Regions from separate parts of the Homo sapiens genome. Here region 2 is linked to region 1. A link is a loop called in an ENCODE intact Hi-C map of the cell type or tissue named here. Cell type or tissue: lower lobe of right lung. All regions are shown on one strand. Region 1 overlaps SHE (Src homology 2 domain containing E). Region 2 overlaps TDRD10 (tudor domain containing 10).

Region 1 (5,000 bases):
TCACAAAGCACCTTCTCAATCAGTGTAGAGACTCTACCTCTTATTCTACCCGTAGGTTACAAGCTGGACAGAATAACAGGAAGTGAGTTTATCGGAAGCTAGAAATAAAAGATTTGCTGCTGGGCTTTTGTTTTTTGTTTTTTAAACCTTTTACTTTTTTATTCAGTTTGCTCCTTGTGTACCTGATTGTCAAGTCCAAGTTCGGAAATTTCCCGTCTTTCTTGAGAAATGAGAGTTTTTTTTACTTGTTTCAGCATTTCTGAAGATGGAAAGGATTTTAATGAACACAGTTGAACTGTGGAGTGGTTAAATCTGTGTTGCCATTCTTTGCATTGCCTTTTTTCTACCGGTGAAATGGGAATTACAGGCCTGGTTTTAACAATATCTTGGGCGTGTAGAATACTGCCCATATGTTGTTTTAGAATACCCAACAAATATTTCTTGAGGTTTTTTTTTTTATTATGTACTAGGCCCTGTCCTGAGCTCTGGGCATACAGGAAACAAGACCCACATGATTTCTGCCCTTGGACCTCACAGCCTAAGGGGGAAACAGACCTACCAGCAAAGAAGATAAGTCATTGAAAAGCATGATAAGTGCCATGAAGTTGAGAATAGGAGCCAGCATCTACCTCAGGGGCAGAGGAAACTGAGAGAAGCCCATGGCTTTCCTGTGGCCAAATCGCTATGGGACCCAGGAAGCCTGGGTCCCCCCAAAACTTTGCTCTTAACTTTTAAAAGTTAAGAATTTATGAGTTTATGAGTAAATTATCACTGAGATTTATCCAAAGGATTGTTCATAAAAAGATATGACTGAATACAAGGCAATATTAATATAAACCTCTGTTGCTTTTCTGCTAAATTCACAGGAACATTTTAACTAAATATTCTAGCTAAGATATTTAGCTAAATATTTGGCAGAAATATTCTACATAATCTAGCATTAGGAGTTTTAGCCACCGCTTTGAAACATTAGCATCGGACAGGTCTTTAAAAGTTCCCATTGGCTAGTTAGCATGAGGATTCTTTCTGCAGTTGATGTCATACAGCTGTAAATTGAGAGCTTACTAGGTACCAGCCTGGCCAAATTACCTCACTAAATCTTGCAGCAACCCTGTAAAGTGTTTTGTTTGTTTGTTTTTTTGAGACGGAGTCTCGCTGTGTCGCCCAGGCTGGAGTGCAGTGGTGCAATCTCAGCTCACTGCAATCTCTACCTCCCAGGTTCAAGTGATTCTCCTGCCTCAGCCTCCCAAGTAACTGGGATTACAGGCACCTGCCACCACACCTGGCTAATTTTCGTATTTTTAGTAGAGACGGGGTTTCACCATGTTGGTCAGACTGGTCTCGAACTCCTGGCCTCAAGTCATCCTCCTGCCTTGGCGTCCCAAAGTGCTGGGATTGCCAGCCACAAAGTGAGCCACCGTGCAAGCGGGTTTCTTTATACAGTTGAGGAAACCTAGGTTCAGAAAGATTAAATAATTTGTTCAAATTACACAACTGAAAATACCATGTCATTCAGCAAGCTGTGGTTTTAGCTTTTGAGCTCCAGTCAAAGATTATTTTTAAAATTTTATTTTTACTTCCAAATGATTTTGTTGGTTTGTTTAAATAGTCAAATCTAAAAGAGAACCTCACTGTTCGAGTCTCCATTAAAAAAAAAAAAAAAAACTATAAACTCCATCTGCCGGGCCCGGTGGCTCATGCCTATAATCCTAGCACTCTGGGAGGCCAAGGTGGGAGGATCAGTTGAGGCCAGAAGTTCAAGGCCAACCTTGCCAATATAGTGAGACCCCATCTCTAAAAAAAAAAAAAAAAAAAAAACTGTTATGTCTGTCTTTGCCTGTGATTTAAACAGAAAAAACCTCTTATGGAAAAAAGTGCAAATGAAGACTGGTTTTGATTTAATTTGTCTTTATTCTCCTCGCTAAATTTCAGGGTTTCTGAATTGTACCTGCTTTTGTTCAGATGTTTAGATTTATTCAATAAGAAAATATTAAAGTAATTTTAAAAGCTTGAGCACTGATCAAAGATATGAGTAAAAAATTGTCGGGCAGCCCTGTTTCTGATTCCAGGAGGAAAATAGAGTCTTAAGAGGCTCCAAGTTTAATGTTTTGGAAACATGAAATGGGTTAAAATGGATTAGGGGAAAAGGCACATTATTTGGAAATTGGAATTAACATTTTACGTGAAATCATTTGAGCATAAAGCATGGACTCTGGAGTTGGTAATAATTGGCCTCACCATAACTGCTGCATGACTGTGGCTTCCGTGTATTCACCTGTGAAAATGGGGTAACACATCTGTCACTGCCTTAGTGAGGCATCAGTGAGATTCTGGGCATAATACACCTAGCAGGTGTATACCTAGTCAGTACAGCCGTGAGTTAGACACTCCAGAGACAATTATATTTCCAAAGAGCATTCTGGACCATATAGGGCAATACTTATTGCTAACTACAGTTAATTTAGTAAAAGAAAATCTTAGTCTTCTGCTAAGACTTTCTTGTTTTTGTGTTTTCATGTGAATGACATAATTACCTGCAGCGAGTTGGGGATTGAGAAGGGAAAATTTTGGGCCCCTATAATGTTTCACACCAACCAACTGCATGTTTTTAGTAGGTGCAGGTCAGTGCTGAGCTTCAGCCCCAGGCTGCAAATGAGTGTTTATCTGCTGCCCGTCCCCTGCATTCTGTTGTCTGCTGTGGTAAATGGCCTCTATCGGCAGCCAGGGTGTAGCTTCCTCTTGCCATTTCCTCCTTCTCAGGCTCGTTTCCTCTTGGAGCCAGCTCTGCACGTCAGGGGCTATTCTCCCTGCAGGAAGGGTCGGCTTGCAGCCCCACGATTGTTTCTGTTTCTATGGCGCCTCAGGTTTGGGGGCAGCCAGGTGTTGGAATGGACTGGAAGGTTACTCCCCTTGAAGAGGGGGGTGGTGTGGGGAGGGGAGGCCTGTGCTCAAGCCCTTTCTTCCCCTAATTAAACATTGTTTCAAAAGATGATAGCAGTTTGCAGATTTTGCCTAATCCCAGGACCCTGCAAGAAAGCATTCTCAACTCCATGCTTTGTGTATCTCCCAGAACTCTAAGTGTGGGGAGACTGTCTAAATAGAAGGACCTCGTTGCAAAAGTAAAAACTCAAACGCGTGTGTAATAAGAACTCAAGATTCTAATCACTATACATCATTTTATTTTATTTTAGGGGAGGTGGGCTGGAAGGCCCGGTAGGAACACTGCCCATCCACCCTGTACATTTTAATCCAAATGTATTGAAATGTCCTTGTGAGCAGGGCTCCTTCTGTCTTAATGTTAGAATCACCTCTTTTTCCTTTTAGTTTAGCTGGGGCAGAATTGCAGCAAGGACCTTGGGAAAGGGTTTCCCCAGCCTGTGCCAGATGGTCTCAACTGAGTGTAAACTATGATTAGAAACCTTAAAATTGTATTCTATATTCATCCTTTGAACTCCTTTGTGTTTTCTGCTTCCCTTTTCTTAGTTCTTTAGAAAAGTTCCTTTTAAAAAAATTACAGCCTTGTCTTAATTGAACCAAGAACAGAGTATGTTTTTGTTTCTTGTTTTCCATAGCTCTGTTTGGAGTAAGCAAGGAAGAAGAAAAACTGTAGGACTGAGAGTCCAGGGACTCAGGAGATGCAGCTCTGACCTCAGACAACCCCAGATACCTGGCCTGGCCTGGGGGTGGGGGCCAGGGACAGTTCTTCCGACTCTTACATTCTGATGTGGAAGTGGTAGACACAGGCAGTACCTTTCTCCTCAGGATGGGACTAGCAATGACAGGCTCCGGAGAATGAGGAACCAAGATGGGGACTGTGGACACCCAGGAGGTGTGGAAGTGGTTCTCAGGTTTAGCTGCTCTTTAGAATCACCTGGGGGATTTTTACACTCTTGACTCCCACACTGTACCCCAGACTAATCCAATCTGAACCTCTGGTGGTTAAAGCAGTGTGTGTGAAAGCCCGCGGGTGATTTCAATGAGCTGTCCCTGCACAGAATTTGAGACAGCTGCTGACAGCCCCTAGTCAGCAGAGAACTATAACCTCAGCCTATACCTAAGTTTTGCACTTTTGAATTTGGTGTCCTGATTTTAATAACGTTTCCCTCATTTGTTGCCCTCTTTTTGTTATAGAGGTCTTAATGAGTCAGTGGCATTTCTCCACGGACCATCCCCACACCTGTTTTGAAGTTACAGATAGAAAGTCTTTCCACCCTTTGTGTCTGCGGCCCTGCGGTCTCCTGAGCCTCTTCCTCCTCACCTGACCCCTCAGCCTTCTTTGCTGGCACCTCCTTCCAGCCACCCATAACTGAAGGAGTCCCAGATTCTGCCTTTGATCCTCTCTCGTTTTCAATCTGCCGTCCTTTTCTCTTGTGATTGCTTTCATTCTCACAGTATTCACAACGATCCATTTGTTAACCCCTTGACGTATTCCTCCAGATCCACACTGTCACCTGCCTGGAGACATTCTTGAGTTCCCTCCCCTCCCTCTCTCCTCCCATCCATCCATCCAGTCATTATTTAGCACAATGATATGTCCTACAGTAATAAACAAGATATGGTGGTCTCTGCCCTGGCAGACTCCACCAAATTGAAAATACAGACACATCAACATATAAATGGATGCAGTGGGAGAAGAGCAGGGTGAGAGTGCGTTGGTCCAGCCGTGGCACCTGTTTAACTTTGTGGGGTATCAGAGAAGAAGGTGGGCAGGAAAGCCTTCTCCGGAGAGGAGAAGATGCTGAGTTAGATTGTAAAGGATTGCAAGATCGCCAGGACACCGGTGGGCTCAAGACAGTGTAGTATGCAGGGAACTGCCAGAAATTCCACTTGGTCAGAGCAAAGAATTGGATTATGGGGAGATGGGGCAGGGTAGTGTTGAGAAATTGGGGAGAAAGACAGTGACCTACTCATGTAAGCCTCCCATGCCGTTCTCAGTGTTCTTCACTTCTTAAGTAAACAGTCGGGAGCTTATGAGGTGTTAAGAGATGAGGTATCTGCAT
Region 2 (5,000 bases), 53 kb before region 1:
ATGCTAGAGCAGTTCTGTAATGCTTTGAGACACAGCAATTTTCACATTGGCCATTCTTTCCCCTCCCCTACCCCTTTTCTTTTGAGGGACTTTTAATGTTTGCTGCTTTAGGTGGATGGAGAGTCCACCAGTCCCACTCAATGCTGCTCTAACTCTACCCACACCCACCTAATTAGGGGTGCTAATAAAACATGCTGAGGTTGAGATAAAGACGGGACATAAGGGGAAAATTCATTCCATAGAGCTGAAATCTGGTTTTCAAGGCCTCTGTGGCTTTCTTCTGAACTTACCACCAGCCCTGGCTGGAATGTAGATTGTGTTTTTAGTAATGTGTACTGTGAGCTGTCTTCTGTATAATGTATTTTGTAATGTATTTTTCTCATCTACCAAAGGATGAAACAAATAAAATTATTTAAATAGTTTGGCTCTAATAAAATTATTTGAAGAAACAGTGGGGTTCCTGTTCACTTGACATAGAGGGAAATGCCTGCCCCTGTGAGTTGCATAACACCAACTAACTCTAAGAGAATCCTCCATTTTTCTTGCCAAACCCAGCACTCCCTTTTATGACCTTAAGTTTAGGGTTCTAATAAAGTACAAAGTATAAAAAAGAAACAAGGCCATATCATCATGAAACAATTTTCTTCTCTCCACTTAGAAGGCAAGGAGAAATAATGAAACTAACTCTTAGGTTGTTCCCCTACACTTCAAACATGTATCTATATCCCAGGCAGGGTTTGCATGGCCCAGAGCCCACACTGGCAGGCTCTAATCTCACTGCAGCAGTTTTAGAGGGCACGGCAGGGCAGTGGAAGGGTGGCTGGAAAGAAGTATCAATCACTCCAAACTCATGAAACATGCCAACATTTATTTGCTCATTGGTTAAATATTCTCTACCTATTCTACATGGAATGCCAGGAAAACCAGCAGAGGGCTTCTCCATTATCCAGAATCTGTTAGGACCACTTATATCATGCTCTGGGGTGCAAAGAAGAGACACAAGAAAGACCATCCCAGCTGCCTCAGGCTTTCAACCTAATGGTAGTTTCCTATGTTTGGTTCAAATGTTCATGCCAAGTTGGGGAACTGAAGACACATGACAAATGAGACTTCACTCTCTTTTGAGAGGGAAGCTGGGAGTAAAAGCAAAATTGAATCAATCCTGGGCACAGTCTGGCCTTTTTCACCTCCCAGGCCTCAAGAGTGAAAGGGGTACGAGAAGACAGGGCAGGTGGCCTCTGGATCCGTGGCAAACAGGAGAGGGAACATGCTGAGGGAAGCCCCGTTATTTAGACTCTTCAAACTTTAGGATGTGCAACTGGAAGAGAAAGACAAAGCCTTGGTGGGAAGGAAGGCCCACCCGAGCCAGTTCACCCAACCCCTCAGATAACCAGTTCGTTTGATCTAAAAGAATGCCAGGTAAATACTGTGTCCAGGCCTAGGCAGCAGCCTGCTGCAGACACCCCAAGGGCAGGAGTGGAGGGACAACAGCCAAGTTAGATGCAGGAGCAGTTACCGCCGAGTTCAAAGCACCAGTGATTTTCCCTTTGAGGATTCGATGGACAACCTCATACGAACTCAAAATGTCTGCAAAACAAGACACAACAACAAAACCTCAGTGGCACGGGGTTGGGCAGGAGGAGCAAAGGAGGGAAGCAAAAGGCGGGGGCTGCAGGGAAAGTGCTCTGGCCGCCAACCAGCTCCAACCAGCAAGTCTCTGCTAGTTCCTGCTAAATCCCTGCTGCCAGGATCAAATGAGATGATAAATGCTGAAAAGGTAGCATAGGGGGAGGGCAAAATAACAGCAGATAAAGGGAGGAGGCACTTGTTAAAATAATTACAGGGATCTGGGATTTTTAATGAGAAATTCTACTGGGGACAGAAAATCACGTTCACTGAACTCTGCTCTGAGAGTTCCGGCTGGATAGAAGAAGGTTAAAACCAGAGAGGTTTTCACCATGAGACGCAAGCACTCTTACATGCTGGAACCAGGCAGGGAGCTCATCAAAAACCCACCTTTCCCCAGGATGTCGTCCCTCACGCAACTCCCACCATCCCACCAGAGTCCCCAAACTCTGGGACTGTTTGTATGTATGACACTGAATCACTAAGAGTCAGACCTAGGTTTCATCCCCAGCTATGCCATTTTCTTGCTATTAAGTATGAGTTCATTTCACTTTTCTGAGCTGTATTTTCCTCATCCATAAAGGGAGGAAAACTGACGCTTGTCTGACTTATCTCTGGGTTGGGGACTCTGGCCCTTCTGACAGGCTGGGAGCTGCACTTTGAAACAGGAAGCTCCTCTTCCCTGGGTCACCTGAAGAAGCTCCTGATGCCTGGCTGTTCCCAGCCTGGGCAGCAGGGACCCTCTTCATGCAATGACCCAAGACAACCTCTGGGTGGTGCTCCCTGCCCACTGGGCACAAGCCCCACCAGCCTCCCAGGAAGCCTTGGCCCTGCACAATTGGGAGATGCCTTTCCATCTTTAAATATATATATTATATATATCACGTATTATATATTATATATGTTACATAATATATAATATATATTACGTGATATATATAATATATACGTAATATATAAATTACATTATACATATATTTTATATATATATATATTTTGGCCGGGTGCGGTGGCTCGCACCTGTAATCCCAACACTTTGGGAGGCCGAGGAGGGCAGATCACGAGGTCAGGAGTTCGAGACCAGCCTGACCAACACAGTGAAACCCCGTCACTATTAAAAATATAAAAATTAGCCAGGCGTAGTAGCACATGCCTGTAATCTCAGCTACCCAGGAGGCCGAGGCAGGAGAATCGCTTGATCCCAGGAGGCAGAAGTTGCAGTGAGCTGAGATCACGCCACTGCACTCCAGCCTGGGCGACAGAGCAAGACTCCATCTCAAGACTTAGTTTGTCTGAGGGCCGGGCACGGTGGCTCACAGCTGTAATCCCAGCACTTTGGGAGGCCGAGGTGGGCGGATCACGAGGTCAGGAGTTCGAGACCAGTCTGGACAACATAGTGAAACCCCATCTCTACTAAAAAAAAAAAAAAAAAAAAAAAAAAATTAGCTGGGTGTGGTGGTGCGTGCCTGTAATTGGGAGGCTGAGGCGGGAGAATTATGTGAACTTGGGAGGCGGAGGTTGCAGTGAGCCGAGATTGCGCCTCTGCACTCCAGCCTGGGTGACAGAACGAGACTCCATCTCAAAAAAAAAAAAAAAAAGACTTAGTTTGTCTATAAAACGTTTCCATCTCAGCTAAGCGCGGCAGCTCATGCCTGTCATCCCAGCACTTTGAGAGGCCAAGGTGGAAGGATTGCTTGAGCCAAGGAGTTTGAGGCTGCTATGAGTTATGATTATGCCACTGCACTCCAGCATGGGCAACAGAGTGAGACCCTGCCTCTGAAAAAAAAAGAAATTTTTTAAATAAAACTTTTCCATCTTACTTCCTGTGTATGTGTATGTATGCTTCTTCACCTCCACTTCTCCTGACTGCCCCCTAAAACATTCTTTCATCCTTTTACATTTCACCTAACTTCGATCTTGAGAAGGGGCCTCTTCATTTCCACCTATGGAGAAACCCACAGGTGTCTGAAGCTAAATGAATCACATTAGGAGAGTGCAGTGCTAAGTGCTGTGCTCTGGCGTCTAGCACTGGCATTCGAGTGCTAGTTTTCTTCTATGGCAGAATCTTTTTCCAGTGAAATCTGAAGCAACACGCCAAGTATGTAAAACAGATGAAAGCTGAGCAGCTCTGGTGGAAGCAGGGGTGGGAAATCTGCCCTCTTCTCTCCCCTTCCAGAGAACTCAGCCTTTGGGCAGCATCTGAGGTCCCTGTTGGGATCTTGGGCTCCAGATCCCAGGCATGAAAACCAACACTTGAGAGGCAGCTTTGCAGGGGTCATATGCTGAAAACTGGGGTTGGGTGGAAAGAGAGACTGAAGCACCTTGGCCGCCCACTATGCTGCTTCCTGTTCAGGTCCCAGAAGCAACCATGGCTTCTCCTGTCCCTGAAACCCTTGGGAGGAAGATAGAAGATGTCTCACCTTTCTCCAGCATGAATGGCTGAGTCAGGGGTGGGATGGTCCAGAAGTCGTCGCTGTCTAGGCTGCGCAGAGACTGCACAGGGATGGTGGCCAACTGTCCAAAATCAATGAACATGACCACAGCCCAGGTGTCCACCCTGTCCAGCACCCAACACCTGGCAGAGGAAAAGAGAAAGACAGAGGACAATCATTCCGCCTAGTGCCATGCACAGCAGTCCTCAACAAAGTGGATGTGAAAGTGGAGGTAGGAGGGAGGAAGAGCGAGTTTGCTCTGTTTCTCCCCAATCCTTGAGTGAGGAAATAAGGATAAAGATGATTTTGAGAGAAGAAGCCACAGGAAAAAAAACCAGAGCCCAAAGGAAGAGAATGCAAGAAGGGAGCATTTTCCCTGCACGCCTCTCCCATAGACTCTACCCCTGCCCAGGCACACACCTGTTCCAGGCGTGTCCATAATCCCCCAGGTGGTACTCTGCCAGACAGCGAGTCCCGCGCATAACGGTGGAGCCCTCCAGGTAGGGCTGCTGCTCCTCCGCCTGAGCCAGGGTGCTAAACAGAGCCTGCATGTTCTGGTGCAGAGCCTGTGGGGTGCAAAACGCAACGGCCCCACTGCCTGCACTGCATTACAAATCTGCCTCCGTAGACGTCACCTGTTATGTTAGCACCGCTAATCCGTCCCAAGGCCATCAGGTATGAGGTGGGAGAGAGAACGAGACTGAACCCAGGATCAGACCGTAGTTACCCTGCATCTCCACCACTGACCGGCCCCGTCACCATGCCCACCCTAGGGAGGCCACGCAGGAAGGCACAGGAGCCTGAGGGGGCCAACAACCAGTCCATACCTCAGTGACGTGCATAGCCCAGAAAAACGGGGTCTTCGGGACGATACTCGTCACCAGCAGCCCCGCCTCCCCACGGACGCTATGGATGAGTGCCAGCCAGCTCAGGTCTCGGAAG

Evidence for each region. Hi-C counts contacts between places; a loop is a spot of excess contacts. Peaks named below come from ENCODE experiments on the same cell type or tissue, not always from the same donor. Only the 100,000 strongest peaks of a DNase experiment are listed, where the experiment ranks them.
Region 2: it touches region 1 in a loop (2.7-fold over the local background); 77 of 110 quality-filtered maps call a loop at or near these places.

Annotation. Positions count from the first base shown.
Region 1 is chr1:154,491,193-154,496,192 of GRCh38, reverse strand. All of the region lies in intron 2 of SHE (Src homology 2 domain containing E), which reads left to right. Among named protein-coding and RNA genes, the nearest start is that of TDRD10, 8.5 kb to the left of the region's middle. In lower lobe of right lung, no CTCF peak of the experiment used is centred here; a DNase peak (open chromatin) is centred at 2,762; H3K4me3 peaks cover 897 bases; H3K27ac peaks cover 4,142 bases.
Region 2 is chr1:154,543,996-154,548,995 of GRCh38, reverse strand. It overlaps TDRD10 (tudor domain containing 10), which reads right to left. Exons shown (of 13, transcript NM_182499.4): 9 at 4,886-5,000; 10 at 4,479-4,624; 11 at 4,047-4,201; 12 at 1,517-1,587; 13 at 849-1,318. The coding sequence ends at 1,286. UBE2Q1 (ubiquitin conjugating enzyme E2 Q1) reads left to right here. Exons shown (of 13, transcript NM_017582.7): 13 at 1-419. Among named protein-coding and RNA genes, the nearest start is that of UBE2Q1-AS1, 7.1 kb to the left of the region's middle. RefSeq lists an enhancer at 2,096-2,185 and a silencer at 2,269-2,563. In lower lobe of right lung, a CTCF peak has its summit at 2,386; a DNase peak (open chromatin) is centred at 2,415.